Regions from separate parts of the Homo sapiens genome. Here region 2 is linked to region 1. Evidence: read pairs that join two places in POLR2A ChIA-PET (ENCODE). Cell type or tissue: PC-9. All regions are shown on one strand. Links, peaks and the distances in the headings refer to the core of each region. The heading gives the core; the rest is flanking DNA. Region 1 overlaps PIGU (phosphatidylinositol glycan anchor biosynthesis class U). Region 2 has its middle 62 kb from the start of ASIP.

The links. Peaks named below come from ENCODE experiments on the same cell type or tissue, not always from the same donor. Only the 100,000 strongest peaks of a DNase experiment are listed, where the experiment ranks them.
Region 2: POLR2A ChIA-PET joins it to region 1 with 23 read pairs; 2 of 35 experiments call an interaction of 5 or more read pairs at or near these places.

The regions. Positions count from the first base shown.
Region 1 is chr20:34,590,220-34,605,771 of GRCh38, forward strand. All of the region lies in intron 7 of PIGU (phosphatidylinositol glycan anchor biosynthesis class U), which reads right to left. Among named protein-coding and RNA genes, the nearest start is that of MAP1LC3A, 39 kb to the left of the region's middle. In PC-9, for the core only: no CTCF peak of the experiment used is centred there; no DNase peak of the experiment used is centred there.
Region 2 is chr20:34,171,977-34,187,528 of GRCh38, forward strand. It overlaps a transcript of ASIP not described here. Among named protein-coding and RNA genes, the nearest start is that of ASIP, 62 kb to the right of the region's middle. In PC-9, for the core only: no CTCF peak of the experiment used is centred there; DNase peaks (open chromatin) are centred at 7,895 and 8,925; H3K27ac peaks cover 1,430 bases.

The sequences.
Region 1 (15,552 bases), core at 4,120-12,119:
AATCACAATCAATTCAAATGAACAAAACTGTATAACTAAAAATCATGTTGTCAGGGACTGGGCATGGTGGCTCATACCTGTAATCCCAGCACTTTGGGAGGCCGAGGCGGGAACATCACCTGAGGCCAGGAGTTCAAAACCAGCCTGGCTAACATAGCAAAACCCCATCTCTAATGAAAATACAAAAATTAGCTGGGTGTGGTGGTGTCCGCCTGTAGTCCCAGCTACTCAGGAGACTAAGGCATGAGAATCACTTGAACCCAGGATGCAGAGGCTGTAGTGAGCCGAGATTGCACCACGGCTGCACTCCAGCCTGGGCAACAGAGCGAGACTCTGTCTCAAATAAAATAGCGTAACGTAACATAACATAACATAACATAACATAACATAACATAACATAACATAACATAACATAACACAACAACAAAATAAAATAACATAAATCATGTTGTTAGGAAAAAAATCAGTTATGCAGCTACATGCTATTTACAAGAGATATACCTTAAAATATAAGACACAGAGGCCGGGCGCGGTAGCTCATGCCTGTAATCCCAGCACTTTGGGAGGCTGAGGCAAGCGGATCATGAGGTCAGGAGATCGAGACCATCCTGGCTAACATGGTGAAACCCCGTCTCTACTAAAAATACAAAAATTAGCCAGGTGTGGTGGCAGGTGCCTGTAGTCCCAGCTACTCAGGAGGCTGAGGCAGGAGAATGGCGTGAACCCAGGAGGCAGAGCTTGCAGTGAGCCGAGATTGCACCACTGCACTCCAGCCTGGGCGACAGAGCGAGACTCCGTCTCGAAAAAAAGAGAAAAAAAAATATATATATATATGAGACACAGAAAAGCTGAAAATCAAAGGACTTTTTCAGATTGCCATGGAAACATTAAGCAAAAGAAAGCTAGTGTGGTTATACTATTATCAGATAAAATAGACTTTTATGTAAAAAAGTATTGCAGAGATAAAAATAGTCCAATAATGATAAAAGGCTCCATTCATTGGAAAAATATAACAGTTCTAAATTTGAATGTAACTAATAACAGTCTCAAAATATATAAAACAAAAGTGGATTAAGCTACAAAGGAAAAATAGACAAATCCATCATCAATGCATAATTGATAGATCAAGCAGACAAATTAGTAATCAAATAGAAAAAATGAAGCACATTTCACAAGTTTAATCTCATAAGATCTTACAAATCATACTTATATAGAGCAGGGCACCTAATAACTAAGTAATTCACATTCATTTCAAGCATTTTGGGGGTATTTACAAAAACATCACATACTTAAATCAGTCCATAAACCCACATTGACTTCAAGGAATCTTTATCATACAGACTTCAATCTCTGACGATAATGGAATTAATAGAAATTATTAATGAAAAGATAACGTAAAATAAATTAGAAAAAAACTTGCTGACCTCACATATGTATCACTTATTTGTTGTGAGAACACTTAACATCTATTTTCTTAGTAATTTTCAAGTATACAATATATTATTAACTATAGTCATGTTGCATAATAAATCTCTTGAATTGTATTATAAAAAATTAAAACACTTTTCCAAATAACCTAGGAGTCAAAGAGAAATGATGTCAGAAAATACCTCATATTACTATTTGTGTAATGTAGATAAAACAATACTCTGAGGGAAAAGTACAGCCTTAGAAATTTACTTTGGTAGGCCGGCGTGTTGGCTCACGCCTGTAATCCCAGCACTCTGGGAGGCCGAAGCGGGTGGATCGCGAGGTCAGGGGATCAAAACCATCCTGGCTAACGTGGTGAAACTCTGACTCAACTAAAAATACAAAAAAATTAGCCGGGCGTGGTGGTTGGGCGCCTGTAGTCCCAGCTACTCGGGAGGCTGAGGCAGGAGAATGGCGTGAACCTGGGAGGTGGAGCTTGCAGTGAGCCGAGATCACGCCACTGCACTCGAGCCTGGGTGACACAGCAAGACTCCGTCTCAAAAAAAAAAAAAAGAAATATTAAAGAAAGTTACTTTGGAATAGAAGAAAAATTGAAAATAAATAAGCTAAACACCCATTTTAAGATATTAGAAAAAACAGAATAAACCCCAAAAGAAGGAAGAAAATAATAAAGAACAGAATTTGTTAAAACAGAAAATAAAGGTACAATATAAGGAATCAACAAAACCAAATCTAGTTCTTAGAAATGACTCATGTTATTGATGGCTTTCTAATAAGAATAATTAAGAAAAAAAAAAAAAAGAGAGACGAACAAATAAACAACATTAGAAATGTAAAAGAGAGCATAACTATAGATGTATCAGGGAGGAGAAAATATTTTAAAACTTATGCCAATGTATTTTAAAAAAGGTGAAATGGAAACATTCTATGAAAAATATAAATAATTTAAATGATTAAAAATGCCTGTGTAACTAAAAAGAAGTGGAGATCAAAGGACATGACAATGAAATGTAATACATCCTGAACCCCATCCCTTCCCCCAAATCCTATAAAGGTCACATATAAATTGGGGAGTTTGAATTTGGAGAGAATATATTGGATAATGTTATTCTATCAAGGTTAAATTTCTAGGGGTGATAACAGTATCATGGTTATATAAAGAATGCCTAGTTCTTAAGAGTTACCTGCTGAATTAGGGTTGATGTGTCTTGTCTGTAACTTCCAAGCAAGTAATTCAAGGGAAAAAAGAAAAATCAACATATTTACATAGATATACATAATATGGCAAAATGATAACTGAAGAATCTTTAAAAAGGTATTTATAATATTATAGTACTAAATTTTTCTGAAATAATGAAATAAAAAATTAGAGAAAAAATTAATTCACAAGAAAATAGAAAATTGGCCCAGGTGTGATGGCTCATGTCTGTAATCCCAGCACTTTGGGAACCAGAGGAGGGTGGATCACTTGAGCTCAGGAGTTCAAGACCAGCCTGAGCAACATGGCGAAACCCCATCTCTACAACAAATACAAAAATTAGTAGGGCATGGTGGCACATGTCTGTAGTCCCAGCTACTCCAGAGGCTGAAGTGGGAGGATAGCTTGAACCCAGGAAGGGAAGTGAAGGTTGCAGCCAATATCGTGCCACTGCACTCTAGCCTGGGCAACAGAGCGAGACTCTGTCTTAAAGAAAAAAAAAAAAAAGCCACCAAGCCACTTTACGTAGATAAAAAGTTCATATGGAAAAACAAACATGCAAGAATAGCTAAGAAAACACTGATTAAAAAAATCATGAAGGGGGACTAGCCTTATCAGACACTGAAATATAAAACCTCTATAATTAAAGCAGCGCAATATTGGCTCGTTAATAGAGAAGTAGACTAGTAGAATAAAACAGAAAGTCCAGCACTAGACCAAAATACATATGGCAATTTAGTATATGACAGTGGTGGCATATCACTATGATAAAAATTGACTTTTTAATCAATGATGCTAGGACAACAAGGTAACCATTTGGAAAAGGTTGAATTAGACCTATCTCTCACACCATTCACAAGAATAAACTCCAAATAGCTTAGGGATCCAAATATATTTTTTAAATGAAATGATAAAGCACTGTACTAGAAAAAAACATGGTGAACTTGTCTTTAACTTTGATGTAGAAAAAAGCTCAACTGTGATTGTGCCACTGCACTCCAGCCTGGGGGACTGAGCAAGAGACCCTGCCTCAAACAAACAAAAAACACCAGGCATGGTGGCTCATGCCTGTTATCCCAGCACTTTGGGAGGCTGAGGCAGGTGGATCACTTGAGTCCAGGAGTTCAAGACCAGCCTGGGCAACATAGAGAAACCCTATCTCAACAAAAAATACAAAAATTAGCCCTATGTGGTGGTGCACACCTATAGTCCCAGCTATCAGGGAGGCTGAAGTGAGAGGATCACTTGAGCCCAGGAGGTTGAGGCTTCAGTGAGCTGTGATCGTGCCACTGCACTCCAGCCTGGGCTGCAGAGTGAGACCCTGTCTCAAAAAATCAATACAAAACAAAACTACATACATACTTCAATAATTCCACTTTCTAGAAATCTATCTTGAAGATATACCTCCAACAATATGAAAATAAGTATATACAAGGTTACTCGCTGAAACATTACTTGTAATTGCAAAATATTGTAAGCAATCTAAATTCCCACACACTGGAGAGCGGCTGAATAAACTATGGTATATTCACACAATGGCGTACTACACAGCCTTAAAAAAGAATGAGGACAATCTCTATTCTATCTATACTGATATGGAGGAATTTCCAGGAAATAATGTTAAGTGAAAAAAAGGAAAGCACAAAAGAGTATCTAAAGTATGCTACCCTTCATATAAGAAAGGCATATAAGAGGTGGGCAAATCACCTGAGGTCAGCAGTTCGAGACCAGCCTGACCAACATGGTGAAACCCCATCTCTACTAAAAATACAAAACTTAACTGGGCGTGGTGGCAGGCGCCTGTAATCCCAGCTACTCGGGAGGCTGGGGCAGGAGAATCACTTGAACCCGAGAGGTGGAGGTTGCAGTGAGCCAAGATCGTGCTATTGCACTCCAGCTTGGGTGACAAGAGCCAAACTCTGTCGCTAAATAAATAAAGGCATACAAGAAAATATACATATAGGCTGGGCGCAGTGGCTCACGCCTGTAATCCCAGCACTTTGGGAGGCTGAGGCAAGCGGATCACGAGGTCAGGAGATCAAGACCATCCTGGCTAACACGGTGAAACCCCGTCTCTACTAAAAATACAAAAAATTAGCCGGGCATGGTGGGGGGCGCCTGTAGTCCTAGCTACTCGGGAGGCCGAGGCAGGAGAATGGCATGAACCCAGGAGGCGGACGGAGCTTGCAGTGAGCCGAGATCGCGCCACTGCACTCCAGCCTGGGAAACAGAGCAAGACTCCGTCTCAAAAAAAAAAAAAAAAAAAAAAAGAAAAGAAAATATACATATATACATGTATCTATTCACTGGTGTGTGAAAGGAATACAGGAAAGATAAGCCAGAAACTAAAGAGAAGACAGCCCTCCATATCCATGGGTTCCACATCTATGGATTCAATCAACTAAGGATAGGAAATATTCCAAAAAAAATTGTGTCTGTACTGAACATGTAGAGATGTTTTTCTTTCATTATTCCCTGAACAATACAGTATAAGAACTATTTACATTGTATGAAGTATTACAAGTAATCTGGAGATGACTTAAAGCATAGGAGAGGATATGCCTAGGTTATATGCAAATACTATGCCATTTTGTATTAGGGACTTGTACATCCTGAGATTTTGGTACCTGCAGGAGGTCCTGGAACCAATCCACCACAAATACCGAGGGAAGACTGTAATTACCTAGGGTGAGAGGGGAGGGACTAGAAGAACAGGATAGCAGGAATGATGACAGAGTAATACTGCTCTTTTTGTACAGCTGACTCTTAGAACCACAGTAATATTTTACATTCCCTTCACTTACCCCCTCCTCAAATAAACAATTAAAATCAACCAATATGTGGGGAGAATCCAAAATGAATATAAACCCTAACAAATGAAACTAACTATATTACAAATTAAAAACACAACCACACTGAAGGGTTACATGGCGCAAGAAAAGAACTAATCTAAGTAATTATGAAAAACAGGCCAGGCACAGTGGCTCATGCCTTAATCCCAGCACTTTGGGAGGCCAAGGTGGGTGGATCACTTGAAGTCAGGAGTTCAATACCAGCCTGGCCAACTAAAAATACAAAAATTAGCTGGGCGTGGTAGTGCTCGCCTGTAATCCAAGCTACTTGGCAGGCTGAGGCAAGAGGACTGCTTGAGCCCAGTCGGGCGATGGAGCGAGACCCTGTCTCAAAAACAAAACAAAACAAAAAAAGTTACAGTGGAGAAACCTGGCAGACACTAACGTCACCAAGTGATCAAGGTAAACATTAGCATTGAGAAGATATGGCAATATCATGAACCCCTCGGTACAGTGCACTGAGGACACAATATGCATTTTTGCCAAAAACATGTAAATTCAGTCCAGTCATGAGAAAACTATGACAATCTAAACTGAGGTACATTTCACAAAAATAACTTCACAAGTCATGAATGACAAGAGAAGACTGAAGAACTGTCTCAGACTAGGACAGACTAAGGAGATAAAACCACCAAATGCAATGTGGGACCTAAATATGATCCTGAAACAAACAAAAATAGCCTCAGTAGAAAATGCAAAATTCTAATAAGGTCTGTCGTTTAGTTAATAATGCTGCATAAATATCAATTTATTTGTTCTTGATAACTGTATATGGTTATATAAAATGTTAACATTAGCGGAAGTGGAGTGAGGGATACAAGAAACTCTGTACTATTTTTGCAACTTTTCCGTAGGTCTAAAATTAATTCAAAATAAAAAACTTTTAAAAATGGAGATAAAACCATCTGTTACATGGTTGGTTAAAAAAATAAACAAGCAATTTAAAAAATTAGAGCGTTCTACAAGGCCAGTATAAAAAAAAATCAGCCCTTTGCCTTGCCTCTAATCTTCATTAAATCAAGCTTGTTATTGTGATGTTCAAATCGTTTACATAGTTATTAAATATTTTGGCTGTTTAATCTTACTTTGAGAGATTTGTTAAAACTAATTACGATGGCTGATTTATCAATTTCTTCTAGCTGTGTCAATTGTTATTTTCTAAATTTTAAAGATATCTTATTAGTCAAATACAAGTTTGAATTCTCAAAAACAAAGCAAAATAAACAAAAGACAAGCAGAACTTCACGAAGATATACCACTAGAATTGCCAACATTAAAAAGATCGATACCATCAAATGTTAGTGAAGATGTGTGGCAACTAGACTGTCATATTTGGTTGGGGGGGTTGTAAAATGGTGCAAAAACTTTGAAAAACTGTCTAGTGGATTCTAGCAAAGCTAAACGTACACTTGCCCAATGTCCCAAAAATTCTGCTAGGTACTGCTCAAGAGAAACAAAAATGTTAAGTCCACAAAAAAACTTGTACCAGAATGTTCATAGTAGTCTATTTGTAACAGACAAAAACTGGAAATGGGCCCAAGTTTCTACCAATAGGAGAATGGGTAAACAAAACGCTGCACACACAAAAAACACCCAGCAATAAAAAAGAATACATGCAATAACATGGATAAATCTCAAAAACAAGCTGGTTGAAGGAAGCCTTATACAAAATAATCCTATTATTTCATTCCATTTATATGATGTTTTAGAATAGGCCAAACTAATCTATGGTTAAAACAATATTCAGAACAGTTGTGTCTGAGGAAATAGGAGTGGGAATTGATGGGGAAAGGACCCGAAGATACTTTCTGTATTTTGAGAGGAGTTTGGGTTACACAGGTATTTGTATTAAGATTCATGCACTTCATGGTATGTAAATTCTACCTAAAATGAAAAAGAGTGTAAATAAATAATGAACTCCAGTTGATGCTTATGCTGAATTATTTACAAGGATATGTATGACATCTGCAATTTACTTCAAAATGTATGAAAAATAAGACTGACTGATGGATAGATGGATATGTGATAAAGCAAGTATGGTAAAATATTAATGGAGGAATGTAGGTTATAGGTATATGAGTGTTCGTATTTGTTTTTTCTTTGAAATTTTTCATTACAGAATGTTGGGAAAATGTAAGATTTAATACACTGTTTAGCAAGCCATACATATGTGGTAACACTTTCAAGAAAAGCCAAAGAATGATTAACAAAAAATTCACGGTAGGCCGGGCATGGTGGCTCATGCCTGTAATCCCAGCAATATGGGAGGCTGAGGTGGTGGATCACCTGAGCCCAGGAGCTCGAGACCAGCCTGGGCAACATGATGAAACCCCATCACTATATATTTTTAAAAATATATAAATAATAACAAATTCAGGGTAGTCATAACCTCTGAGGTAGAGGGAAGGAGTGCAGTGTAGAAGGAGGACGTACAGGGCTTCTAAAGGACTAGAAATGTTACATTACTTAAGCAGGGTAGTGGAACACAGTGTTGCTTTATTATGTTTTAAACTATGCAAATATTATAAAGCACAAGGGCATTCAAGACAGATGGGACATCATGGGTATGGGACCTGAGGTGGGATGGAACTTGCCACACTGGAGGAACAGAGAAGGTCTGTGTGGTTTGAGATTTAGGAGTGAGGGGTAAGTGGTATAAGATAAGCATAGAGAGGTAGAGAACAGCCAAGTCAAGGAGGAGCTAAGCCATTTTGGTAATATACATCTCATAGGCTCTTTAACAGTTGAGAAAAATGTTTCAGGTGGTGAGTGTTAGCACCTCTTTTACAATCTTGTGACAAAGAAAGCAAGTTCCAGACCAAATTCTAGCACACCTAAAGACATCTATTAAACAGATATTCCTTAGTGAGCCAGGCCCAAAGCAGTTCACACAAACTATTCTAGAAGCTCCATGCTGTCCCAGCTCTTTCTGCCTCTAGTTATTCCAACCACCACTTATGAAAAAGGTTCACTCATAATAGAACTGACAATATCCCAGAGGCAGGGTTCTGTTGCCCTTGGAGTCACATCAGGCAACCAGAAATCCTAACCAAAGGCCAAAGGATCATTAAGGAATTACGCCTCAGGCGCCATCTCCAAGGGAAGAAGTTACAGGCCCTGCTAGATTCATATTCCTTCTTCATGCAAGCATAGGAATATTTCAGGGTCTCGCTTTGTTGCCCAGGCTGGTGCAGTGACAGGATCATAGTTCACTGCATTATTTGGGCCCTAACTCCTGGGCCCAAATAATCCTCCTACCTCAGACTCCCGAGTAGCTGGAACTACAGGCACATGCTACCATGCCTGGCTAATTTTTTCATTTTTTGCAGAGATAGGGTCTTGCTCTGTAGCTCATAAGCCACCACATCTGGCCCAATTCTGCTTTTGAATACTTCAATTTCACTAATGAGCGCCTACTTCTAATACTCATTTTGTTAATCAGTAAGACACTAATCTCACCAGTAAAAATTGGCCAGGTGCAGTGGGCCATGCCTGTAATCCCAGCACTTTGGGAGGCCAAGGTGAGTAGATCACTTGAATCCAGGAGCTTGAGACCAGCCTGGGCAACATGGCAAAACCCTGTCTCTACAAAAAATACAAAAATTAGCAAGGCATGGTGGCACGCGCCTGTAGTCCCAGCTACTCGGGAGGCTGAGACAGGAGGATTGCTTAAGCCTAGGAAGCAGAGGTTGCAGTGAGCTAAGATCGTGCCATTACGCTCCAGCCTGGGCAACAGAGACCCCCGTCTCAAAAAAACAAAAAAATCCAAGCTGTTTCTGACAGTCACTATGCTAACTAGTAAAGGTGTTGATCAAACTATAGAGAGTGCTGCACTGATGGCAGCCCCTGGAGAGTGCACCCTTGAAGATGTAAAGCTAGGTGACATCATGGAATGTGGATGCTTCATTAATGTAATTCACATTCCCCTGAAGTTGAGGCTGAAACTAACTGGCAAATATATACTATCAGATGGTCTATGAAGAAGTATTTTTAAATAAATTACAGACATCATAACTCCATGATAAAGACTTTAAGGATGATGGAAGTCAGCGAAGAGTTTTAAGCTGGAGACAGCATTACTGTTAATAGATCTTAGGTGAGAGGAATCTGACCAACGTTATGGCCCCCCCTGTAAGCTTTACACACATAGCTCTACTCTGACTTCTCCTTGCAACTGTACTGTCCCCTAGCCATATGTGGCTATTCTAATATAAAGTATAACTTAACTAAAACTAAAACTTCAGTTCCTCAGTCCCACTAGCAAATTTCAAGTGCCTGATGGCCACATGTGGCTTGTGTCTTCTGCACTGACAATACAGACACAGAACATTTCCATGGTCACAAAAAGTTCTACTGATACCGCTGATCTAGAAGAATAAAGTTTCAAGAGAATGATAAATTTCTGGGGATGGAAAATAATTCAAGGCCAGGCATGGTGGCTCAGGCCTGTAATTCCAGCACTTTGGGAGGCCGAGGCGGGCGGGTCACTTGAGGTCAGAAGTTCGAGACCAACCTAGCCAACATGGCGAAACCCTGTCTCTACTAAAAATACAAAAATTAGCTGGACTTGGTGGTGGGCATCTGTAATCCCAGCTACTCGGGAGGCTGAGGCAGGAGAGATGCTTGAACCTGGGAGGCGGAGGTTGCAGTGAGCCGAGATCATGCCATTGCACTCCAGCCTGGGCGACAGAGAAAAAAGAGAAGAGAAGAGAAGAGAGAAAAGAAAAGAAAAAAGAGAAAAGAGAAGAAAAGAATTCAACAAAGAGAAGGCATCCATAGATAAATTCAATGAAGAAAGTATTTAGGTTCTGAGTTAATTCCTTGATCATCTTGATCTTCCTCCTGAAAAAGACTGCCATTTAGCAAAGAAGGGAGGAAGAAAAAAAAGAGGAAGAAAACAGCCCAGGAGAGAAAAAAAAAATACCCTCTAAAGTAAAAATATTGTTTTGTCTTCCCATTCCACCCTACTGATATTTAAAAAGAAGTATGCCAGGGAATAAAACAACAAGGCCATGAAAAACTGAATCAAGTAGGCTGTTAAAAGCAGTTATTGGCCGGGCACGGTGGCTCACACCTATAATCCCAGCACTTTGGGAGGCTGAGGCAGGTAGATCACCTGAGGTTGGGAGTTCGAGACCAGCCTGACAAACATGGAGAAACCCCGTCTCTACTAAAAATACAAAATTAGCCAGACGTGGTGGCACATGCCTGTAATCCCAGCTATTCGGGAGGCTAAGGCAGGAAAATTGCTTGAACCCAGGAGGTGGAGGTTGCAGTGAGCCGAGATGGTGCCATTGCACTCCAGCCTGGGCAAAAAGAACGAAACTCTGTCTCAAAAAAGAAAAAAAAAAAAAGCAGTTCTCTTAGGCAAGTCCTGAACACACACTCAGGAAATGAGGTTTCACTCTTTGCAAATCCCATTAGTGGCCCCCAAGTTTCTGTTTGCTACCATTTTTCTCAGTGTTTTATTCGACCTAAAGTGCTCTCAGTGTTAGACTGGAAAATGATTTTTTTTCTTGGCAAACTTGTGGTTACAAGATGTGCAATAAATTTTAAGTATAATTCTGTTTTGAAGACATGGTTTTGGAGTCAAGGTTTGCTTGGGGAACAGGGCCCTAAAACGATAAAGTAATTTGAAGTATGTACTGCATCTATTTATAAAAACTGAACTTGCACTTAATCTTGCAGGACTATTCCAGTTACACAGTGAGGCACATCTAAAATTCCTAAAAAAGAAACTCCAGCAATCCCCTGATGGCTTGTTGTTTATAAACACTAGAGCCAAACTTAATCTCGAGGTTGTAAAAGTTGATTATATAAATTGGGTCATTCTTGTCATGTCCAACGAAATCAGGGCCAGGGGAAAGAACACCCAGGGCATACAGCACCTGCTCCAAGAATTAGATTTTCCACAAGCCCAGCTGCTGAAACGACCTGCTGTGACTCTAAGACTACTTTAACCTACCACTGTCTCACCAATCAGAGATTCCCAGCTCCCAAAAACTTGACTTGTGTCAATGAGCTTTCTTTCAAAGCAATACATACTATTTCTTTTTCTAATAAAACTCCTAACCTTCTGTTTGTTCTTTGGACATACCAAAGACCACCCAGTCTGTGTGTATAACTCAAATTGCAATTCTTGCTTCCCAAATAAAACATTAGAGATTTGTCTCTATATTTTATTTGACTTCAACAAGGTTCACACTGCAAATTTCCCAGTGAACAGGTGAGATTTCATCTTACCTCTTTTGCTCCACAGCAAACGCTGACTTAAAACGTGTATGTAAAATGTATGTATGGGCTGGGTATGGTGGCTCACACCTGTAATCCCAAAACTTTGGAAGGCCAAGGCGGGCAGATCACCTGAGGTCAGGAGTTTAAGACCAGCCTGGACAACATGGTGAAAACCCGTCTCCATTAAAAATACAAAAATTAGCCAGGTGTGGTGGTAGGTGCCTGTAATCCCAGCTACTTGGGAGGCTCAGGTGGGAGAATTGCTTGAACCCGGGAGGCAGAGGTTGCAGTGAGCCGAGACTGCGCCAGTGCACTCCAGCCTGGGCAACAGAGCAAGACTCCATCATAAAATGAAATGAAATAAAATAAAATATATGTATGGCTGGGTGCGGTGGCTCACATCTGTAATCCTAGCACTTTGGGAGGCCGAGGTGGGCGGATGACTTGAGGTCAGGAGTTCAAGAACAGCCTGGCCAACATAGTGAATCCCTGTCTCTACTAAAAATACAAAAGTTAGCCAGGCGTGGTGGTGGGTGCCTGTAATCCCAGCTACTTGGGAGGCTGAGGCAGGAAAATCGCTTTAACCTGGGAGGTGGAGGTTGCAGTGAGCTGAGATTGTGCCACAGCACTCCAGCCTGGGCGACACAGCAAGACTCCATCTTAAAAAACAAACAAAAAAATAAAATGTATGTATGTATGTAAGTAGAAGGGTTACAAGAATGATGCCCTAAAAACTCTATCAATTTTTTAAACCATTTTATTACAAACACAAAATGCAGGAAATTACATAGAATATAAAGCTTAATGAATGATTGTAAGGTGAACATCCTTATAACCACTACCAAGGTCGAGAGAAAGAACTTTCCAGGCATTCCCCAAGTTCCTCCATGTTCCCTGATCCAACCACAATCCCCTCCTCCCTCCAAAGTAATCACTACCCTGGCTTTGGTAATAATCACTTCCTTGCATTTCTTTATGGTTTTCCACTTACATGTGCATCCCTTTCTATAGTTTAGGTCTTGCCTATTTTTAAAATTTTTGATACAATTTTTAAGTCTCTTAATTCATAATTCCTCCACTCCAGCCTACTCCTGCCCATATCTTTTTTTTTTTTCTTGTTACAATTCATATGTTACAGAATCTGGGACATTTAACCCATATAACATCCCATAATCTGGATTTTCTAATTATGTACCTTGTTTTCAGTATTTCTTGCAAATTGCAGCTATATCCAGAGGCTTGATCAATTTTGGATTTTATCCTTTTGGCAAACTTTGGTGGTGGGTAATGTTCTTTTGTCAGGAGGCTTGGTTTTTGTTTCTGATGTCAGCAGTTATTGATGCTCAGTACCTAGACCATAAGGGGTTGTAAAATGATGCTATCCTATCATTTTGTTTTCATTTGTAAGTTGAAATAATTTTATAAAGATATATTTCTGTCACCTACTATATGGTTATCTAGTGGTACAGGAAAGGCAGGACAAATACTTATTTTTTTCCTTTATCCAGTTTTCAATACAATGAACTGATTTCTTATCAATTCTCCTAATTTAGCCAAGTAGGTTTCCTTTTTAGTAACATTATGAGTGCCTGGATTTAAATATATTTATGAGTTTTAATCTATTGCAATTCTTACCTTACTGAAACTCAAATTATCCCTCTTTGGTCAGTGGGAGCCTCTTCAAGTTAGATCCTAAGTCCTTTCAAGATGACTCCAGTAGACTTTGATAAACTTTCATGTTATCTGTTATCACAACATTCTAGGATCATCCTATACATTTCCTGCCCTAAAACCTAGAATTAGCCATTTCCCTAAGAAACCCCAGTTTCTCTAAATGGGTAAATGGTATTTCAAGATCATAATTTGGGCACTAAGAATGTTCATTCATACTGGGTTGGTCATTGTTTCTAGACCTTTTAGTGGACAGACACACACACACACACACACACACACACCACACCCCTACAGGGGACCAGGCAGGTAACAAACAAGTGAAGGTGAGAGAAATGAAACAGGGACTGTGGCAATCTGAAGAGGGTACGCTCTGCCTAAAGGGGACAGATCTTACAATTCCTCAAAAGGAGCCAGAAATAAAAAATTTCCACATGAATTTTTAAAATGCTGACTACTAATTTCAAAAAAGTCAAACACCAGGGTCAAATGAACCACATCTGTGGGGCCAGATGTGATCCAAGGGTTATGTGCACCCTCAACCTGAAAATGTTAACTCGCAGTTACAATATTCCAGGAGTCACATTGTTGCTAATATATAAAAAATATTTAGGGAAATTAAGAATTCTCAGACTGCTTCAGAAAAACCCCAGCTACATTAAGATTATCTTCCTCTCCCCAAGTCTCTACAGCACTAGGGAGAAAAGCATTTTCTGTACAGAAACCATTTCCTTTCTCAGACACGATGTGAAAGGGAAAAAGCCAGTTATCCAAATAAACTCTTAAAGGGAGTTAACCTAACAATGTTTTTACATGTAAGTTCTTGGAATCACAAGAAGAGATCCAGGAGATATATTTTGCATGACAGATATATTAGAGGAAACAAAACTGGTAGAAAACTTTATTGAAAATGCTTGATCAAGCTCTTGCCTTCATTTTTACCCATTCCAAAAAGAAACAAAGCTAACAGCACTGCTACCTCTGCCCTAGCACACACCTGGACATAGCAGAAATAACAGAAAGTGACTGGGGAAGAAAAAATAAGGTGTGAAAACTCTAAATATGGCCCCAGAGAAGGCTTGGGGAAGGACCCGTTATCAAGAAATAACTGATTGAGTTTGGCTCCTCTGGTATAAGCTACCATCACATAACCTGACCCAAGCTCCAGAAAGGATAAAAAAAAATCACAGGATTAACGTTTTCAGTTCAAAGACAAGAAAAGGTCAGACTGGATTAAAGCAAAACCAAAAGAGTACTCACGGGGTAATTTCCCCTAGTGTCTGCTACTGTCTTTGAAAGAAAATAAAGGCCTCAAACCATCCAAGGGAATCCAAGGCTTTAGGAATCCCAAGCAAAAGGAAGATGGGAACTAGAAACTTCCCAGACTGCACCATGAGCATCTCGGTAAGCCTCGCCTGGTCTCCCTCGAAGCCTTACAGCTTCAGCTTCTCGGTCCTGTGCACTCGGCTTTCCTTCACTGGAGCCTCCTGCCCCTGAGCATGTTAGGGCTATTTTTTTCCGCATGCTATCAAATCATAACATTTTAAACCTCTCTCTAATTTGGAAACTAGGCTCTCAGCCAAGGTCAGAGAAAGAGTTGAGTTGCCGGATGGAACCAGATGGGCTCAAACTACCATTCTCATAAGTGATTCACCAGGGAGCCAGATGCAGCATCCCCTCCCTTTGATCTTGTGTCTCATGAAGGAAAGGAAGAATAGTTTCACCTCTGGCACTGATCAGACACCAGTACTCTCTAGAAATTCCACCAGCAGAATGGAGGCATGTTTATAGTGTCAAAGGAGGAAGTACAAACTAACTTTTACAGTTCCTTTGACTTCAAAAGATGAATTATTTTCTTTTCCCCTCATCGCCCCACATACTGGTGATCATGTCCTTTCATGAACATTTGAATACTAATAATCATAGCTAATATCTATCAAGCCCTCATCAGACTCTGTTCTAAACACTTGACATGTATTAACCCTTTGCAGTAGGTACTATTATATTATCCCTGTGGAAGCAGAGAAGTTAAATAGTCACTTGCTCAGGGTCACAGAGTTAATAAGTGTCCAAATGAAGACATCAGAGCCTGTACTCTATTTCCCTCTTTTTTATTATAAATTTTTTCAAACATGCAGAAAAGTTGGAAGAGTAATACAATAATTA
Region 2 (15,552 bases), core at 4,451-12,450, 420 kb before region 1:
TAGAAATAGAACACTTCAAAGTGCAGGCCATAGTCGTTTCTCCTGATATATAATTGATTTTAGAAGATTTAAGCTTTTTCCTCTCTGGAAGCTGGCACCAGTTTTCTCCATTATAGAAAAGCTGCGGCTCTTTAAAGGGATGTAGAAATTTACTTTGACTGGAAAATATCTGAGGAGAGAACAGCTAGTCTTCAAAGTAGGAAAACCATTTGTCAAACGTTCTTGTGCCTCCTACAGGGTAACACGGAGCTGTTGACAGTTTCCTCCTTTCTCCTACAGCCAAGTCAGGCAGGCATTAAAGGACAAACATGGTCTCTAAAAAGAAGGCTCAACAGAAAGCTTGGGTTTGTGAAAAGAAAAGAAAATATTGGAACCCCAAACTCACTATGCCAAAGGGAAAAGTTAAGCTCGGGAACTGAGTCATGCAAAAAACTGCCTTGCTTTCGTTTCTAAACAGATAACTTCAATGTAGAAGCCACCAATATCCCCAGGTGGGGATATCCCTCACCCTAATAATGTAAATTAACCGCTTATCTTCCCAGGTAGAGGACAAAGACAAGAACAGAAATCATCCCAGGCTGGGCGCGGTGGCTCACGCCTGTAATCCCAGCACTTTGGGAGGCCGAGGCGGGCGGATCACGAGGTCAGGAGAACGAGACCATCCTGGCTAACACGCTGAAACCCCGTCTCTACTAAAAAATACAAAAAAAAATAGCCGGGCATGGTGGCGGGCGCCTGTAGTCCCAGGTACTGGGGAGGCTGAGGCAGGAGAATGGCGTGAACCCGGGAGGCGGAGCTTCCAGTGAGCCGAGATCGCGCCACTGCACTCCAGCCCGGGCGACAGAGCAAGACTCCGTCTCAAAAAAAAAAAATAAAAAAAATAAAAAATAAAATAGAAATCATCCCTCTGGCCACCCTGAAACAAATGCATATTTGACTTCTTCCTCTACTCTATATTTGTTATCTTACAGAAAATGCAGATTTACTGAGTGCCAGATAAATTGGCTGTTCCTCTTTCCCCTCCTGCCTGCTCCGTCCCCTTTAAATACTGAAGTCCTCAAAACCCTCTTTGGACAACACAAGCCACAGATCTGTAGTAAGTTGTTTCTCTTTTTCCTGGGTGTGTTCTCAGCCTTTGCACAATAAACCTCTAAATCAATTGAGACCTGTCTTAGACACTTTTTTGATTTACAGTTTTTGTTGTTTGAAGATGCCTTGGCTTGTCCTCCCTCCTAAGATTTGCTGGAATCTGACTACTTTGGGGTAGTCTTGGAGCTTCTGCTATTAAACCCTTTTCTTAAAATGTGCTAGGGCTGCCTAGTTGCTCTTCTATGTAAAGAAAAACGTCTCTGAAAGAGTGTGTTGATTTGAAAAGTATATTCATCATATTCCAGGAACAGCTTACATTTTCCCACACTTTCATCCTTAAATAAAAAGTTGGCTGGGTGCAGTGGCTCATTGCCTGTAATCCCAGCACTTTGGGAGGCCGAGGCAGGCGGATCACGAGGTCAGGAGATCGAGACCATCCTGGCTAACACGGTGAAACCCCGTCTCTACTAAAAATACAAAAAATTAGCCAGACATGGTGGCAGGCGCCTGTAGTCCCAGCTACTTGGGAGGCTGAGGCAGGAGAATCGCGTGAAACCGGGAGGCGGAGCTTGCAGTGAGCCCAGATCGTGCCACTGCACTCCAGCCTGGGAGACTTTGAGACTCCATCTCAAAAAAAAAAGTTACAAATTAAGGCATCATACACTCATAATTGTCAATAGAATCTATCCCTGGCGAGTTATCAAAAATATGGGCTTAGCAGTAACGTCTTAATCACAAATAACTTTTCAAATGTACAAAGAAAATCTTTTTTCTCTGACTCATACAGTGAGATACAAAAATCAAATTGGTCCCTTAAGATAGGATTAGAGTTGATAAGATCATCACCCTTAGAATTAGGAGGTAAACGTTTTAGACCTGGAACAAAGTTAGCACCTAGTCGTGCAAATAAAGAAAGGACTCTAGAGTAGAGAGAACAATCCAGGGACTTCCTGGGTCATTTATTTATGAATTGACTTTTGACCCTTCTCATCATAGGCTGTGACCTATTCTTAAAGTTTGATCTTTTTTCAGTCCTTTTACAGCATGGCAGTATTTCCTTAAGATCTACCAAGAATCCTAGCGAGACTTAATTCTGTTAGCCTAACAATATGAGAAATTCAGAAAGTTAAGCGTACTTACTTCCTGGACTTTTACCCCTGTTTCCTATTCTCTAGTCCCCCTCCTGAAATTAGTGCTGATCAGAACAGAAGTTTGAAGAAACTACCTGAGGCTGGAGAAAGTAGCACCAGAAAAGAGCAGAAGGAACAATCCTCAGAGTACCAGCCCCAACAAGATAAAATTCACTATGTCTGACATTCAAAAAAAGTTATCAGGCCTGCAAAGAAACAGGAAAATGTGATCCATAATGAGGAGAAAAATCAAATCAATAAAACAGATCAAGAATTATACAGAAGATAGAATTGGTAGACAGAGACATTAAAACAGTTCTTATAACTGTATTCCACATGTTCAAGAAGCTAGAGGAAAGATTGAAAATGATAAGTAGAGTCATGGAAGTTATTTTAAAAGATCTAAGTCTAACTTCTAGAGATGAAAAATATGGTATTTGATATGAAAAATACAATGGATAAGATTAACAGCAAATTAAACATTGCCAAAGGAAAGACTAAATAACTTGAAGACATAGCTATAAAAACAATAAGAAATGAAACACATAGAGAAAAAAGACTTTAAAAAGAGCACATCAGCGAGCCTTGAGACAACATCAGGTGGCCTAATATATGTGTAATTAGAGACCCCAAAGGAGAAGGGAGGGTACAGAAAAAAAAGAAATAATGACCAAATAGTAATGAGCAGATAAAGACCCAAAATTTTTCAAATTTGATGAAAACTATAAACCCATAGACCCAAGAAGTTCAACAAACCCTACATGGGAAGCATGAAGAAAATGACACCAAGGAACTTTATAATCAATTTGCTTAAAGCTATTGTTAAAGAAAAAAATCTTCTTCATCTCCAGTGCCTTAGGTTAGGTCCTCTTCATTTCTTAGCTGAACTTTTACAATAATCTCCAACTAATTGCCCTGCCTCTAATATAATTCCCCACCAGTCTTTTCCTCTTCACCACTGTTAGAGAACTCTTCACTGACCATTGACTAAAATCCAGGCTCTTAGCACTGCAAGTAAAGCTTTGTTAGCATGGCATATGTGACCCTTTTCACTCTCTCCAATCTCGGCACCCTATCCTCCACATCTGTTCCCAGTCCTCTAACCACATGGTACAGTTCGTGGAAAGAGCTGTACTGCTCTGGCCTCTATGCCTTTACATATGCTATTGTCTGTCTGGAAATGTCCTTCTCTTCCTTGGTTTATTAATCTGTGGCCCCCACTAATCTCTAAGCTCCTGGAAGACGACAGACTGTCTCTTTTTCACTGCAGTGTTGGGCTGAAAAAGGAAATAGAGTGGAATTTGAGAAGGGGTGTGGAAGGCAGGAGGAGGGAAGGGAGAAAAGAACAATAGAAAAAACAAGACTGAAGAGCTTAGCCAAAGTGTTCTATTTCCACAAAGAAGGTAAATATAGAAGAGAGAAGGCCGGGCATGGTGGCTCATGCCTGTAATCCCAGCACTTTGGGAGGCCGAGGCAGGAGGATCACGAGGTCAAGAGATTGAGACCATGCTGGCCAACACGGTAAAACCCCGTCTCTATTAAACAATACAAAAATTAGCTGGGCATGGTGGCATGTGCCTGTAGTCCCAGCCACTTGGGAAGCTGAGGCAGGAGAATCACTTGAACCTGGGTGGCAGAGGTCAGAGGTTGCAGTGAGCCCAGATTGCGCCACTGCACTTCAGCCTGGCGACAGAGCGAGACTCCGTTTAAAAAAAAAAAAAAAAAAAAAGACAGAGAGAAAAGATGGGCAAAGAGGTGTAACGAAGAGGTCTAGTAGAAGGGTGGGGCTTGAACACAGGGAGTGACTCCTCTTTTAGTGAGTTGAAAGAAAGAAGTGGAGGAGATAGAGCTTAAGGGAATTTACTACTGGCAGTTTCGTTTCCTTCCTAAAGTAGGAGACAAGGTCATGTGCTGCAAAGAAGGCTTGAGGAGAATGGAAAAGGCTGTGACATAGAATAACCACTCACATTCAAAACAGTGTACTGTGATCCGCTGAAGACTTCAAATCAGAGCTGAAAACCAGGACAAAATATATCCTGTCCTCCTCCTAAACATACCCTACAATATCTCCTACTGGCTCTTCCTTCCCTTTTATAAAAAACCATCTGCCTAGACTCTCTAGACAGATCACTGCCTTTGATTCTGAGTATGGGGTTTTCTCTGGAGGGGAACCGGAAAATGTAGCAAAACAAGAGTAAAGGAGGAGGGCAAAATATGAAGAGTGCTCAAGAGTAGGTTATACACATTTTAGAAGTACAGCGAAGATCATTAAAATAGCCCAAAATCTGGTTTGAACCTAAAGGTTTCTAACAGGTACAGGGAATCAGATGTATTCTAATGTGTCAGTTGACAAATTTCTTGGCAATTTACCTTCAGAACAGTGGGAGAGATCTACAGCTAACATATTCAGTCATTCTTGGAGGGTAGAGGGATCTCTCTGCAGGGGTATTATTTTAAAATCAAAGCAAAATATCTAACAGAATAACAAGTATCTGTAATGAAAAAATCTCCATTTCAAAGCGTTGCTTGAAATGAAAGAGACATTTTATTAGATTATTTATCAGAGAGTGGTCTGAGGAACAACTGCATGATGGGGTTGAGGGTGAGGCCCAGGGGTTGGGTCTGGACAAAAATAGAGATTATTAACATTGCAGTTTCTTGAATCCCATGTCAGATTTACTAATTTAGAATCTCCAAATGGCAGGGTGGGGTACGGGAGAAGCCTAGAAATCTAAATATTTTACAGATGTTCCAAGTAATTTTTAAACATTTTATTATGGAAAATTTTAGTCTCACACAGAAGTAGAGAGAATAGTACAATTAAGCCCATTCACCTACCACACAACAGGGGGCCGAGTTAGGAGTTGGTAAGCAAAGTATTGATAACCTGTGCCCAAGCGAACAAAGTAAGTGGTCACCTATACAATCTGCTACTCCAATTTGCCTTATATAGTTGCTCCAAAAGTAAATTGCCTCTCTAAAAGAGAAAATGTAGTTATAACTACACATTCTTTTATGATGTAAATATATCCTGTCTTTCTATCTATATTCTATAAAATGCAAACGTAGCAAAAATTCTTTGGGAAGGTGAGGAGCTGAATGATTCTGAATAGCAGGTCTGCATCAATTTCCTAATTAATGGCCACATTTAAAACATTTAAAAATTTTTTTAATTTTAGAGGCGGGGTCTTGCCCAGGCTGGTCCCAAACTCCTGGGCTCAAGCAATCCTCCTGCCTCAGCTTCCCTAGTAGCTAGGACTACAAGTGCAACTATGCCCAGCAGTTAATGGCCACATTTAATTTAATAAATATTATTGAGCACTTACTGTGGCCAGCTTATGATGCAAGATCTAAGCTGCTATTACAGAGAGACCAAAAAAAAACAAAAAACAAAAAAAACCAGTGACTTAAACAAGATAAATGTGTATTTCTTCCTTACACAACAACATGAAGGATTGGCATTCCAGCAAGGAAAATGGATATTGAGGGATGGTTAGCAATCTCTGCTGTACCAACTTTGTACAAGACCTTGTGGTGAGCCCAGAGCTTATGGACCCTGGAGCGTGTACAAATTTGGAGGCCCTCTTTAAGTAAGAGAATATAGAATTATAGATACAAAATTAAGTACAGAAAACTGAGCAAGCAAAGGTCTTTAAAGCTAAATTAGCTTTACAGTAAATCTAGCTCTGAGTGGGTTTCTGCCATCCAGTCAGGATTTGCCTGAAAAAGACAATTAGAGGCCAGGTTCCCAGCACTTTGGGAGGCTAAGACCAGCTTGAGGCCAGGAGTTTCAGACCAGCCTGGGCGAGACCCCATCTCTACAAAAAAATAAAATAAAATAGCTGGGCTAATTGGCTCATGCCTATAGTCCTAACTACTTGGGAGGCTGAGATGGGAGGATCTCTTGAGCCCAGGAATTCAAAGCTGCAATGAGCCATGATTGCACCCCGCACTCCAGCCTGGATGATAGAGTGAGACCCTGTCTCTCTCTCTCTTTTTTTTTTTTTTTTTGAGATGGAGTCTCTCACTCTGTCGCCCAGGCTGGAGTGCAAATGGCACAATTTCAGCCTCCCGATTCAAGTCATTCTCCTGCCTCAGCCTCCCAAGTAGCCGGGACAACAGGCATGTGCCACCATACCTGGCTAACTTTTGTATTTTTAGTAGAGATGAGATTTCACCATGTTGGCCAGGCTAGTTTTGAATTTCTGACCTCAAGTGATCTGCCCACCTCGGCCTCCCAAAGTGCTGGTATTACAGGCATGAGCCACCACACCTGGCTGTGAGACCCTGTCTCTCTCCTTTTTTTTTTGGAGACAGAGTCTTGCTCTGTAGCCCAGGCTGGAGTGCAGTGGCCCGATCTCAGCTCACCACAACCTCTGCCTTCCGGGTTCAAGCGATTCTCCTGCCTCAGCCTCCCGAGTAGCTGGGAGTACAGGCGCCTGCCACCACGCCCGGCTAATTTTTTGTATTTTTAGTAGAGACGGGGTTTCACCGTGTTAGCCAGGATGGTCTCGATCTCCTGACCTTGTGATCTGCCCGTCTCAGCCTCCCAAAGTGCTAGGATTACAGGCGTGAACCACCGCTCCCGGTTGAGACCCTGTCTCTTAATAAAAATAAAAAGACAGAGATCTATATAAGCTAGTGTTTTGTCATACTATAATTGACTGAAGTGCCTGAAATAAGTGCCGTGTGCAGTGACAGTCCTGGGTAGTAAAAGAATTTACTAAGACAGAAATAAAATAACAGAAGCGGCTGGGCGCGGTGGCTCATGCCTGTAATCCCAGCACTTTGGGAGGCCAAGGCGGGCGGATCACGAGGTCAGGAGATTGAGACCATCCTGGCCAACACAGTGAAACCCCGTCTCTACTAAAAATACGGAAATTAGCCGGGCGTGGTGGCGGGCACCTGTAATCCCAGCTACTCGGGAGGCTGAGGCAGGAGAACCGCTTAAACCTGGGAGGGGGAGGTTGCAACGAGCCAAGATTGTGCCACTGCACTCCAGCCTGGGCGACACAAACAGACTCCATCTCAAAAAAAAAAAAAAAAAAAAAAAAAAAAAAAAGGTACAAAAGAAAACAGAAGGAAATTTATTAGGGGAATGCTGCTTTATAGCAGCAACAGGCAGTAGTGAGAGAGCTGCTATCTGCCAAGAGGCAGAAATGTGACAGGGTTTTTTGTTTTGTTTTTTTTTTTGAGACGGAGTCACCCAGGGTCTGTCGCCCAGGCTGGAGTGCAGTGGCATGATCTCGGCTCACTGCAACCTCCACCTCCTGGGTTCAAGCGACTCTTATGCCTCAGCCTCCTGAGTAGCTGGGACTACAGGCACTCGCCACCATACCTGGCTGATTTTTGTATTTTTAGTAGAGACGGGGTTTCACCATATTGGCCAGGCTGGTCTCTAACTCCTGACCTCATGATCTGCCCGCCTCTGCCTCCCAAAGTGCTGGGATTACAGGTGTGAGCCACCACGCCCGGCAAGAGGGTTTTATAGGACAGTGTTGGAGAGATCTATGTACAAGTGAGCTTGTGCTGTATACTAAGAATACGTGGCAGTAATTTTTCACTGCCAGGCCTTTCCTCTTCAGGTGCCCAAGGGAAACACTCTGCTGTTCTTAGCCATCTTGCAACCAGCATGCCTTTCATTTCTGGAGTTGCAAGATAGTGGCTGCGGTTTTTCCACACCCTTTAAAGGAATTACAAACCAGGTTAAGTCCCTATTCCACCAGCCTGGTTCCTTCCTGGTTCCATTAACTTATTGATTTATTACGGCCCCACAGTGAGTTCAAAATATTTTGCTATACTAAGAGTTATGGATAGTCACAAAAGCTTGAGAAAAAGGAGAAAGGATGTTTGTTGGAGTTACCCGTAAAGGCATCATGAAGAAGCTATAGTCAGACACTTAAAGGATGGGTAGGACTTGAAAAGGCGGAATGTAGGGAAGAGGCTGATGAGGAATCCACATATGCAAAGTTCTGAAAGCAAGAATGAGCAGACCACTTGGGAGATGGGAGGACATCTGGACTGGAACTAGACTAAATGTTGAAAACAATGAAAGATTCGGCAGAGACAAATGATGAAATGTTCTGCCAGAGTGAAGCATTTGGGTTTGATCAGATAGATCAGGGGTTGGTAAACTACATCAGCAAGCAGGCCAAATCTGGCCCACCCCGTTTTTTCGTAAATAAAGTATTACTGGACAGTCGTGCCCACTTGTTTACAAACCTTTGTGGCTGCTTTTGGACAAGTAGAGTTGAGTAGCTGTCACAGAGACCTTATAACTCACAAAGCCTTTATAGAAAATTTGATCAAACAACAAGACAATATAAAATCCTCTAATAAGGAAGAGAACTGAAGTTTTATTGGAGACCATTTTTCAAAATCTGATATATTTACAACTTCCTAAAGCTCCAAAGCAGGTTTAGAAAACTTCAATCGAAATATTTTCTGGGCCGTGCGCGGTGGCTCACATCTGTAATCCCAGCACTCTAGGAGGCCGAGGCGGGCGGATCAGAAGGTCAGGAGTTCAAGACCAGCCTGGCCAACATGGTGAAATCCCATCTCTACTACAAATACAAAAATTTGCTGGGTATGGTGACACATGCCTGTAATCCGCGCTACCTGGGAGGCTGACGCAGGAGAATCATTTGAATCCAGGAGGCAGAGGTTGCAGTGAGCCAAGACTGCGCCACTGCATTCCAGCCTGGCGATGGAGCGAGACTCTGTCTCAAAAAAAAAAAAAAAAGAAATACTTTCCTAGTTTGCAGAGACTGTGCCTTAAGGCATAATTTAGGTTGAAATGAATCTCATTGTTGCGCTTCAGCAGTTTTGCATCATTATTTGTTTTTCTCTGGTGTGCCTTTGTTTCCTAATATTTCACAAACCAGTTGGGCCAATTATCTTCCACACAATTAAAACAGTTTGTGCCATCCAGCTGTTTCTCCTTAATCTTGGGCACTTTACATGATGCTGTTTGCCCTCCTCACTAAAGCTCTCTCATTCTATGGTGGGGGCACTTTCAAATTAACATTCCCGGCAAACTTTTTGCAGGGTTTAAATTTTTCTGAGCAATATCTTCTCCCCTATATTGACAGTCCATGAGCACCCTCAGGTTCAATAAAGTGTTCCTTATACTCATTTTTTATTTCACACATGAACACTCAGCAGAAGAAACAGGTAAGATTATTATACCTAGGAGAGTTGTACCTAGGGGAAAAAATGTAACATTTAAGATGATTGTCACATTTAAGAGGGTGTCTAGATTCTTGGCATCTTGAATAAAGAATTGGACAAAATGCACAAACAAAGCAAGGAAGGAATGAAGGGATTTATTGAAAATGAAAGTACACACTCCACAGTGTGGGAGCAGGTACGAGCGTAGGGGCTCAAGGGCCCCATTACAGAATTTTGGGGAGTTTAAATACCCTCTAGAGGATTCTATTGGTTACTTCAGGTATGCCCTATGCAAATAGAGAGGATGAAGTAAAGATACAAAGCTATTTACTTGGCCTATGCCCTATGGAGAGGATATTTCCTGTCCTAGCTGAAGTGGGAATTGGCCTTATGTTCCCTGCCTCTAGACCCTATTTTCCTGCCTCAATGATTACAAAATGTTCCCCCTAAAAAAAACTTTCATTTATTGACATTTGTGCCCCCAGATTCCCACACCTTCATAATCAATTAATGTTTATTGAGATCTTTCTTTTTTCTTTTTTACTTTTTTTTTCCCCCAAGACGGAATCTTGCTCTGTCACCCAGGCTGGAGTACAGTGGTATGATCTCAGCTCACTGCAACCTCTGCCTCCCAGGTTCAAGCGATTCTCCTGCCTCAGCCTGCTGAGTAGCTGGGATTAAAGGCGTGCACCACCATGCCCAGCTAATTTTTGTAGAAACGGGGTTTCACCACGTTGGCCAGGATGATCTTAAACTGACCTCAAGTGATCTGCCCACCTCGGCCTCCCAAAGTGCTGGGATTACAGGCATGAGCCACCGTGCCTGGCCTAAAAAATTATTCATGGAACCAGGACTCCTTAGAGAAATGGTTAACTCAATGAACTGATTGAACATCCCAAATCCAAAAGCCAAAATGCTCCAGTGAGCTTTTCCTTTGAGCTTCATGTCAGCACTTACAAAGCATCAGCTTTTGGAACATTTCAGATTTTCAGATTAGTGATTCTCAACTTGTATCAATCACTTGATCTTCCTCGTCCTTTGGTAAACAAGCCAAAGGTCCCATATAGGATGTCTCTGAATTTCGCCGAAAAACTGGGTTGCCAATGTTGATGGAAATGTGAAAAGTGAATGGGACTTTCCAACATATAGAAGTATATAATAGCCTGATATATTGGAAAGAGCACTGGGAAAGACATCAAAAGACACCCAACTATACTTCACAGTTCTGCCACTAACTAATCACTTAATTGCTTTAGGCTAAATTTGTTTTGGTTTTTTAAAAATATGTAAAATAAAAGTTATATACTGTATTATCTCCAAGAACTTTTTTTTTTTTTTTTAAACAAAGTCTGTCTCTGTCACCCAGGCTGGAGTGCAGTGGCATGATCATGGCTCACTGCAGCTTTGACTTACTGGGCTCAAGCAATTCTCCCCACCTCAGCCTCCAGACTAGCTGGGACCACAAGCATGTGCCACCACGTCTGGCTAATTTATTTATTAATTGTAGAGGCAGGTCTCATTATGTTGCCCAGGCTGGTCTCAAAGTCATGGCCTCAAGTAATTCTCCCACTTTGGCCTCCCAAAGTGCTCAAATTATAGGTGTGAGCCACTGAGCCCTACCAGAGCTCTTCTAATAATAAAGTTCTGTGAAGTAGAAATGAAGATAAAATTGGAAATGTTTTGCCTAGCCAAAGTCCCTATGCCCAACATGGTCATATGTGCTCAAGGATAGACAATAAAAAGTATTTAGAGTGCTTATCTATCTTATTTATCCATAGAGAGTGAACAAAGCCTCCCTGGCTTAGGAATATCTCCTCTGGTGTCTGGAGAGCTCCTGGAGCTATGAAGGAAATGGCACCAGGAGCTCCAGAAGACTCAGGAAAGCTTTCAAATCCAATGGGATGACTATACAGGTCAGTAAAAGAAAAAGTACAGAGGAAAGAAAATCCTTTTGTGTGTATCACATTCTGTGCTAATTACTTTATATAACTATCTCATTTACTCTTTGCTTATGATGTAGGTTTACTGTTCCCATTTTAAAAACACTTTTTGCATCAATGAGAAACTGAGGCTCTCAGAGTTTAAATGATTTGGAAGTCTGTGCACTGTCCATATTCCATTCCATCTCTGTCCAGAGAGTCAAATTCTTTCATGAAATATTTCTACCCCTTCTGCAGAACCTTCTCTGACCATTCTGGCCCACAATGACTTCTTCTTCTGAGCTTCTCTAGTGCTTATTACCTGTACCACCAATTTCACAGCTGTAACTCTTTGGAACGTTGCTTATATTTGATTTATATATCAATCAGTAAGCATTTATTGAACAACCACCATAGACCCCCTAGGCAGTGGGGATACACAGGTGAATAAGACACAGCCCTTGAACTCAGGAGTTAAAATCTAATAGAGGAAACAACACCACTGGTAGTGAATAAACACCCTGGGCTGGGCACAGTGGCTCACGCCTGTAATCCCAGCACTTTGGGAGGCCAAGGCAGGCAGATCACCTGAGGTCAGCAGTTGGAGAGCAGCCTCGCCAATATGGTGAAACCCCGTTTCTACTAAAAATAAAAAAATTAGCCAGATGTGGTGGCGGGTGCCTGGAATCCCAGCTACTTGGGGTGCTGAGGCATGAGAATCGCTTGAACCCGGGAGGCTGAGGTTGCAGTGAGCCGAGATCATGCTATTGTACTCCAGCCTAGGCGACAATAGCTAAACTCTGTCTCAAACAACAACAACAAAAAAAAAACAGTTTATAAACACCCCAATCCATTCTAAGAGTAAATCACTTTCTCTACTTCTCTCTCCCCTAGTTTGGAACACTTACATTTCAGCTCTCATTATCATACCAATAAGCCTGAAAGTAGCAAAACCAAGCCTTCAGGGAAAAGGAAAAGGAGAATTTTAACTAATGAACTACTGCAGCAAATACCCTATAAGCCCCAAGGACAAAACACAGCAGAGGTAACAACTGTGTTGTTACCTTAAGTTGACTTAAAACTTAAATTCTCCTAAGGGACAGTGCTTTTCCCAGGCAAAGCAGGCAGACGGGTTTCCGCCAAAGTCTCAGCCCTGTGGCAATATACAATGGCGGGTGGGGCCAGGCATGGTCGGGGGACAGAGGCAGGAAGAGGATTACTTGAGGCCAGAAGTTCAAAGACCAGTCTGGGCAACAAAATGAGACCCCATCTCTACTAAAAAAATGAAGAGAAAAAGAAAATAATGGCTGGTGGCACACTGTTGTCTTAACCCACTCCATGGAGGGAATCAGTGAGGAAGAGTCTCACTTTCTGGTAACTAGGGATGGCTTTAGGAATAAAACTATCTATTCCAGCCCTTATTCTAACCAGCTATCCTACTAACAACACATTCCTAAGCTAGTCTTCCAATGCAATGATAACTTTCTAAAAGATAATGAAAGCCCATAGATAAAAGTTATATGAACAAAGCCCGGTATATAGAAAAGATAGTGCTCGGCCGGGCGCGGTGGCTCACGCCTGTAATCCCAGCACTTTGGGAGGCCGAGGCGGGCGGATCAGGAGGTCAGGAGATCGAGACCATCCTGGCTAACACGGTGAAACCCCGTCTCTACTAAAAATACAAAAAATTAGCCGGGCGTGGTAGCGGGCGCCTGTAGTCCCAGCTACTCGAGAGGCTGAGGCAGGAGAATGGCGTGAACCTGGGAGGCGGAGCTTGCAGTGAGCCGAGATCGCGCCACTGCACTCCAGCCTGGGCGACAGAGCGAGACTCCGTCTCAAAAAAAAAAAAAAAAAAAGATAGTGCTCAGCTTTGGTTTCTTCTCGGTTCTTTTGGTCAGTCCGGATCTTGCTCATCAACAATTTTAAGTTCCATTTTTTCCTTCAGTTTCATGTCCTTTGATACTGAATCAATTCAATTTGATTTAATGAACAACTTCAACATGCAAAGCAATATGTACTTAAGAGAATAAACGTGAAGAAGAGACGATTCCTGCTTCAAAAGTTGATAGTCACGTAAATTATTATCCATAATATAGATCTGGAAATGTCATGTTCTTGTGACAACTACTTATGCTCTTAAGAGCCGTATATAAAAGCCATGTATATATGTGGCTGAGCTTATTCCACCCCATACTGTAAGATTAAAATCATTGCCATCTTCAAGGTTCTGGGCTGGGCTATGTTAACAAGGAGTTCTGGTCGTGCCTACTGAGAGACTTGTCCCAGAAATGAACATTGCAAGCATTCTTGAAGTCAAAGAATCACTTGGTCTTATCATTACAACCTAGGATTTGAGGAAGAGAAACACCAATCCCTGTGACTATCTACAGTATCCACCCCACGTCCTTTCTAGAGTTGCCCGAGTAATATATTCTTCAACCCAAGCCTCATCCTGTCTACTAAGCAAGAGGTAAGGCAGGTAAACAGATTTCCTCTAAAATGTAGAGGGTAGAATTAAGGGAAGTGAAATTCATTGAGCATCTACCATGTACTATACATATCGTAGCTTGTTTAAAGCTCACATTAGCACTGTAGAGTAAGTCTCATTGCCCGCATTTTACATCTTAGGAAAGTGAGGCCAAAAGAGGTTAAATAACTTGTCTGAGGTCACGGCTAGTAAGTGGCAAAGCCATGATTCAGGCTTGGAGATTGGTAGCAGATGGAGTTCTAGTTCAGAAAATTTTTTGGATGCTGGCTCTACCAGAGCTTTAACACGGCTAAAAGACATTTCAGATTATCAAAGTGCTCCAAAGCCATGGGCAGGAGGCCCCCACACAGCAAGCTCTACTCCAGGGAACTTCAGACTCTGCCTGAAATTCAGTTGCACCAAATGCCTTTAGTCTCCACAATTTAATTTTTGCACCGTAATTTCAGGCTGCTCCTGATTAGAAATGTGATAGCTCAGGTGCCATAAGCAAAAGAACTCACACCAAGGAAACCCTTGCTGAGTTGTCAGCACCCTGGGTGGTAGGAGTCCTGAGAGACAGAAGGTCATGGAGCAGGAAAATATAGAGTCCTCTTAGACATGAAAGCACTGAAGATCTGGGAAGCCAGGCAGAGTGGTCAGAGGGATCGCCCCACAGCTGGAAGTCATTAATAGTCCGGGGTTGCATAAAAAGCAATGTGAAGGGAGTGAACAGCTTTGGTCAGGCTACCAAAGTCGCTGGTAGCCTGGACCCTGAGTTCACCGATCCTTCCTACTCAGTAATATCTACAGGTAAGTCCAAAGGGAAATTGCTTTGGGAATCTGACAATTTAACTCTGCTCTGCTGATACAAGGATGTCATCACCAAAGCTGGAAAGAAAATGGGCCACTGATGGTGACATGATTTAATAATGAGGCCAGTTCTCATTTTTCTATTGGGAGCTTGGTAAGAATTCTCTAGACAGTAGACAATCCACAATTCACTTATATTTGACTTTGGAATTTGGGGTAGCTTTGGCAGCAGTAGGTTGTTTTTGTTTTGTTTTGTTTTGTTTTTGTTTTTGAGATGGAGTCTCGCTCTGTTGCCAGGCTGGAGTGCAGTGGTGCGATCTTGGCTCACTGCAACCTTCACCTCCTGGGTTCAAGCGATTCTCCTGCCTCAGCCTCCTGAGTAGCTGGGACTACAGGTGCGTGCCACCACACCTGGTGGCACCTAGTATTTTTACTAGAGACGGGGTTTCACCGTGTTACCCAGGATGGTCTCGATCTCCTGACCTCATGATCCGAAGCAGTAGGATTTAACTTCCTGATTATGTTTAACTTGGGTTGAAAACTGAAATAATTAGTAGTCTTTGGGAATGCCCTGATTGATCAATGAGGCACAAAGGAGAACCAATCAATCAGTCACTTAGAACTTGCCATCAGTGATCCACAAAGGGGTGTGAGAGTCATAAATAAATAATTCTGGTGGTAGTCCTAAATTGGTTCTTTTTTTTGTATTTGGTCATAGCACTAAACTAGGCTGGGAAGAAAGATTCTCGGGGCAGAATTCTGAAATCTTTGCCTTAGCTGTGTAACTGTTCAGAGAGGAATTTCTTTTCAACTTGTCTTTTCCTTTGGCCTCTAAAGTTCTTCTCAGAGAAAAAATCAATCCCCTGCTCCAGGCTAGGGCCAAGTGTGTAAGGTTTGTCAGTTTAATCTCTGTCCACAAGCCTAATCACTTTAAGCTGGCCTGTCCTGGGGCTGAGAATCTACTGAC